Linked DNA regions of Homo sapiens: region 1 is linked to region 2. A link is a contact called in ENCODE Hi-C or POLR2A ChIA-PET data. All regions are on one chromosome and are shown on one strand. Each heading gives the region's core, a stretch centred on a gene start or an enhancer-like site at or near the end of the contact. The rest is flanking DNA. Distances are from core to core; before and after follow the strand shown. Region 1 holds the start of LINC01507 (long intergenic non-protein coding RNA 1507). Region 2 overlaps TLE4 (TLE family member 4, transcriptional corepressor).

Region 1 (2,788 bases), core at 9-2,508, 190 kb before region 2:
GGTATTAATTTTTGCATCAGGCCATTCTCTTGCCACTTATTAAGCCTAGCTGTGAGGGAGGCAGTGCATTAAGGCTTGTTGCCCTGCATGCAATATTACGCCACTAAAGGCACATTACAAGAATTCTATTTGCATTCAAGCATTTCCACACAAAGCAATGGCTCACATACAGTGTGAAAATTGAGTGTGCACCACTCTCAAAACTTGGAATTCTTGCCAGGGTTGAAGAGGCTTCCACTGGGGCTACCTGTTCTGAAAGTATTTTGCATCCAAGCCAACTGCTTTTTGGTAGCCCCCTCTCTGCAGTCCGGGTGTGCATCCCCAGAAAAGTATGCCTTATTGCATCTTCGGCACACTCCTCACACCCAGGACCTGTGCTCAAGCCACCAAACCATGCTGGTTCCTAAGAGCATCTCTGCAAACCAGATGTCTCTTTGTATGGTACATGCTGGGAGCATGAGTGGGGCACCAATGTGGAATGAAGTGGTCTCTCCTGCTGGAAATTATATCAGTGAATGCACTTGAAGTGCAACTGCTTGATCTCACAACAATGAAAGGATAAATGGACACAAATTTAGCTGCTTTTGATATGCTGAAGACAGGCCCCCATTTTTATTTATTTCTGAGGCTTAATGTTAACAAGAATAGAAAAGTGGAACTGTTATTACCACCCTGTGACTTTTGAGCTGGGCATGGTTTGGGGCATTGAAATTAGAGTAGCCTTGACTCATCTACTCCTCAACTCATTTCCAACACCGTTTTCCATTACACACTTTCAAATCTACTCGATTGAAGAGCCATCCACACATTCAACTGAAAAAGATTAAACTCCCCTGGTCTCCACACCTCTCCCTGATTTCCAAGCATTCAGGATAAGACTGCCATCCTGGGCCCCACATCACCACTGTCAGGAATAAAGAGAAAGGCTCAGAACACTCCCAGCAAGACTCCACCACTCACTGTCCTGGAACACTCCAAGCCTTCTCCTCAGTGCTTACATTGAGAACATCAAGGCAAATCTTGTTTTGCCATTCTCTCATGTACATCAAACTTCACAAGGAGCCTGCAGCTCCCAATCAACTCTGATCTTCCTGGACCCTTATTCTCAATTATCTCTATAGTCTCCCTTTTCTCATCCACTCTGCCACTCATCCCAAATACCTGAAACCAGTCCACACTGTCTTCTGGAAGTCATGCTCAATTGTTAGCTCCTCCTCACTTCTTCTCAGAACTTTTTTTCACTTCTCGCTGTAAATGGACAGACTCTCAGGAAACCACTTGCTTTTACCCAGCAGTCTGAAAGTGGTAGCTGTGGTATCTTGCAAGGTTCTCGTAATGCCAGATCTGGAGGTAGGGGCAGGTGTTCTGCTTTCATACTGCCACTGGAACATCCTTTTTCCCGCCACAAGAACAAACAACAACACAAAGTTCTGATCTTTTATTACCATGTGATTAGTCCTTACCAAGCACCATTTTAGCTTATTCCTGTTACCTACAGATCCACAGGTCACTCCCCTAATTCCTTGAAGATTTTAGCACCTAACTCACCACCACTTCTCCAACATATTTGGTAATTTCAATATCCATATATATATATGATCTTTCCAATGTCCTAGACTCGGTTTTTCGAGGCCCTCTTTTCCAACTCTCACATTTTCCACCCTGCCTCAACCACTCCCTCCAAATGCCATACTCTATCCTTATCATTACTAGTAAAGCAATCCATAACTACAATTTCAACCATTCTGTCTTTCCAGCTCACTCTCACCAATGCCCCAACTCCAAGAAACCTTGACCCCACTAGGAGCTATTAGCCATTGACTGCTTAAGCTTTTCTTGGTCCCTCAATTTCCTCCCCCACCTAGATTAGATCTGATGGTCCATCATCTCACACTCTTGCATACATTCTTAACAATCTTGTTAAGAAGATTAACAAGGCCCAAGGCCAGGTTAAATCAACTCAGTTTACTCTGCACACCAACACAGATGGCCACGGCTGGAGAAAGCCACACAGCTTGCTACGGCTGGAGAAAGCCACACAGCTTGCTGACTGATCTCATTTTAAGTTGATGACCCCTACCTTCAAAAAGGTCTCGAGCTCTGCCCATCAATCATTCCATATTTCCATAATCCATTCACTCCCCTGTTACCCTAAACTGGTGATTTTCAAACTTGAGACTGCCACAGAATCACCTGGAGGATGTGTGGAAACTCAGATTGCTGGGTCCTGACCCCTAAAGTTTCTGAATCAGGCAATCTAAGGTGGGCTTAAGAAACTGCATTTCGAAGCCAGGAGCGGTGGCTCATGCCTGTAATCCCAGCACTTTGAGGTCGAGGCAGGTGGATCACGAGGTCAGGAGATCAAGACCATCCTGGCTAACATGGTGAAACCCTGTCTCTACTAAAAATACAAAAAAATTAGCCGAGCGCGGTGGTGGGCACCTGTAGTCCCAGCTACTCGGGAGGCTGAGGTAGGAGAACGGCATGAACCCAGGAGGCGGAGTTTGCAGTGAGCCGAGATCGCGCCACTGCACTCCAGCCTGGGTGATAGAGCGAGACTCCATCTCAAAAAAAAAAAAAAAAAAAGAAACTGCATTTCAAACAAGTTCCCAGATGATGCTGACCCTGCTAATCTGGACCACACATTGATAACCACTGCCCTAGATGATTATTTCTTGACTTTTTCTTTCTTCTCAAACCTCCAACACATATTTTCCATCCTTACTCTCCATTGATGACTTAACTTGCACTCACGCACACGCACACACACACACACACACACACATCA
Region 2 (2,931 bases), core at 5-2,504:
ATCACAGAACAGGAGTACGGGCCTATGAATAGTGAACCACGGAAGGGGGAAAACTCAAAATAAACATGTATTATCTAGCCTATCACTACTGTGGGCAACTGAAGCTCCATCCTACTGGAACCTTTTGTGGAGTAGCATAGAAGGCATCTTACAGGTGTCTCCCCCAGAGAATGCGGGGAGCATTCCACTAACTCTGTTTCCCTGTGGGATTCAGGGTTACCCAATGCAGCTGTAATTCCTGCACTTTCCAGGCTGTGCTTGTGTAAGTGAAGGGTGGATTCCCCACAAAGGTTTCCCACAAAGCACTGGGGGAAAGCAAGCACTTCGCGCTATGGCTGACTGGAGGTGCTGTCAGGCTGTGGGACACATGTTGTAGTGGCAAGGGCTAGAGAGAAAGGAACTGAGGGGTACACGGTGGGCCCAGGAAGAATACTTTTGTAAAAAAACGTAAATTTTTAAATTTAATTTCAAGTTGTGTGTTACTGGAGGCCATGTATCCACAGGGGTATATTTCCTACACTTGCAATGTAAGGGAGGGAAACACACACACACACATTTTTATATATACCCACATATTTATATCTTTCCCTTTCTGCCTAATGGCTAAACTGTTTAAAAAGAATACAAGGAAAATGACCACGGTGGCTCATCCAAATGCCTTTGAAAGTTAAAATGGCAGTTTTGAAATCTATAACGGAAAAGAAGAGACATACATTTTTAAACAGTCATACTGCAAGACCCTCTTACCACGTTGTCAATGTAGAAAACACACACACACACACACACACACACACACACACACACACACACACATTTAAGGTTCAATCATATGACAAGGACAAGAAAACAAAATACTAAGGGGGGGACCGCAAAGGTATTGTCTTTCTTTTTTTAAACTAACTCAAACACATAGGATGGTAAAGGCAAAGTCATTTAAATCATTTCCTTAGTAATACAAGTAATATTTAAATAGATTTAATAGTGCTGCTCCAATCCAATGAATTATGGGTTTAAAACCTATTAAAATGTAATGTTTTTTTCCTGAGCTGAGAGGAAAGAGATTTAAATCCACTGAATTTTAATATTTCAGCTTGAGCTGCAGGAGGTAGAGAAAGTCCAAATGAACTATTCCATCAGCACCATTCAAGCATGAACATTTTAATCAGTTTTACTTCCTTGGAGTTCTCTAACACAGTTTACGCTGTCATTCTGAAAGCACTTAACACAGAGAGTGTGAAAAACCACCAAGGCTTGTTATTGCCTTCACAATTGATGGCAAATAATTTTGCAGACTTCCTATCATTAAAATGTCACTGCTAAAAATTGAGGTTCAGCATTTCTTGTGCTAAACTGCAATTCCTACAACACCATGGCATACCTGTTTCCTAAGGGTTTATTGGGGATGGGGGTGAGCTTTTTTCCAAACGCATACATTTCTATCATTTTTTTTTCCTCAGAATTAGGTTTAAAAAGTGGGTTAGGGGGTTTCCAAAGGAACCCACATCGTCTATTTTTATAAGCCAAACATTTTCTTTTCCACTATTCACACTGACTAAACTTTTTTTCTTAATGGTAGTTTCTTTGGTGAAATTCTTATGAGGTTCCAAGTCAGCCTCCTTTATTAAGCATAACCACATTCACACAGCATGTACTGATTATATAGTGTAATAGATTTAAAAAGCATTTTAAGATAGTCAGGTGACTCAATTTAATAATACAGGAAATGAAAACATCATTTCTAATTAGATCATATTACTGATTTAAAACTACAATTTGTGTGTTGTTCCAACAGTGTGATCTCGCAGAGATTCTAATTTAAAAACACAGTGGCTAGCAGGACACATGACAAAATCAAACTAGATCCATAACGTTCCCCTAGCCCAACTGAGGGAACTTGGGGAAGGCCTGAAGGAAATGTGTAATATCACCAATTCAAAACAAAACACAAAATATCAACGATGGGAAACCAACACAGGAATTTTCCTGGTTTTCTTCCTTATAAATAAAAGATAAATGATATTTAACTTATTTCAATCTATCAACAGTTTTAAACTGAACATGACCTGTGAAAGAAATCATTATAACTGTGTTTCATTCCATTAAACACAACCAGCTTATTGTCAAGAGAACAGCCGCCTCTCCAGATTACGGGATCACTTCAGCATTTTGCATTTAAACTGCATGGATCACTCGTTTGGCTCATTTACCAATGAAGGTAGAATAATATTGCAGAGTTAAAAAGGTGCTTCATCAGATTTCATTAAATCTGGGAACATTTGCTCTTGTCTGGATGGTGTGCATACATATAAAATAGACACATATGTAGTGATAAATAAATGAGGGTCTGCAGGGGCTTAGATGGGTCTTTGCCTCTCAAAGGAAAACTGTCATTCCTTCAGTGCAGAAAATCACTGCTGACTACATTCTAAAAACCAAGTAACAAAAATCTAAAAACTGACCCCTAGTTGTTTTTGGTAGCGTGTCAAAATACCACCAACTCAGCCAGCCATCTACGCTCAAGGGACAGAGAACAGCAAGTGCCTTTAAAATACTACAATGTTACAACTGCAAAAACTACTGGATGCAAGCACTACCATGGCTAAAAAGACAAAGAGAACCTCAGCAGCAAAAATTTGTCAAGTGAGTTTGTAACTGAGCTCTTTCCTTCTCACTTGGTTTGTGGTTCTCTAAAACTGTTGGGTTTGTTTTCCTATTTCTGCAATCTATTTTCCAGAATAGTCAGATAATGTGATTTCCGACTCCATTTTCTGCTCAGATACCAAGAGTTTGGAAGACTCATCAGATCCAACTATATCCAACTATATCCAAGTATATGCCGCGTTGATAGCACGTAACGCTGCTTTGACAGAATGTACTGCTGAGTTAGTTCTTTAAGTTTTTAGGTCACAAAATTAAGTTAGCTTTATTTTA

The links. Hi-C counts contacts between places; a loop is a spot of excess contacts on that map. ChIA-PET counts read pairs that join two places held with the same protein, here RNA polymerase II (POLR2A). Pooled maps may share reads with other maps.
Region 1: a loop to region 2 is called in a pooled map, with 2.0 times the contacts of the local background. The contact joins the promoter of LINC01507 here to the enhancer-like site in region 2. A Hi-C loop is called at or near these places in 13 of 37 single-sample maps with no recorded cell type and 13 of 50 pooled maps. POLR2A ChIA-PET finds 5 or more read pairs at or near these places in 1 of 52 experiments (activated T-cell).

Annotation. Positions count from the first base shown.
Region 1 is chr9:79,823,000-79,825,787 of GRCh38, reverse strand. LINC01507 (long intergenic non-protein coding RNA 1507) reads right to left here and starts at 1,258. Exons shown (of 3, transcript NR_121213.1): 1 at 1,162-1,258.
Region 2 is chr9:79,629,499-79,632,429 of GRCh38, reverse strand. The region is part of intron 6 of TLE4 (TLE family member 4, transcriptional corepressor); the gene reads right to left. Among named protein-coding and RNA genes, the nearest start is that of TLE4, 59 kb to the right of the region's middle. Within about 2 kb of position 1,254, at least 2 of the 41 ENCODE cell types and tissues checked have a DNase peak (open chromatin) inside an H3K27ac peak, as active enhancers do.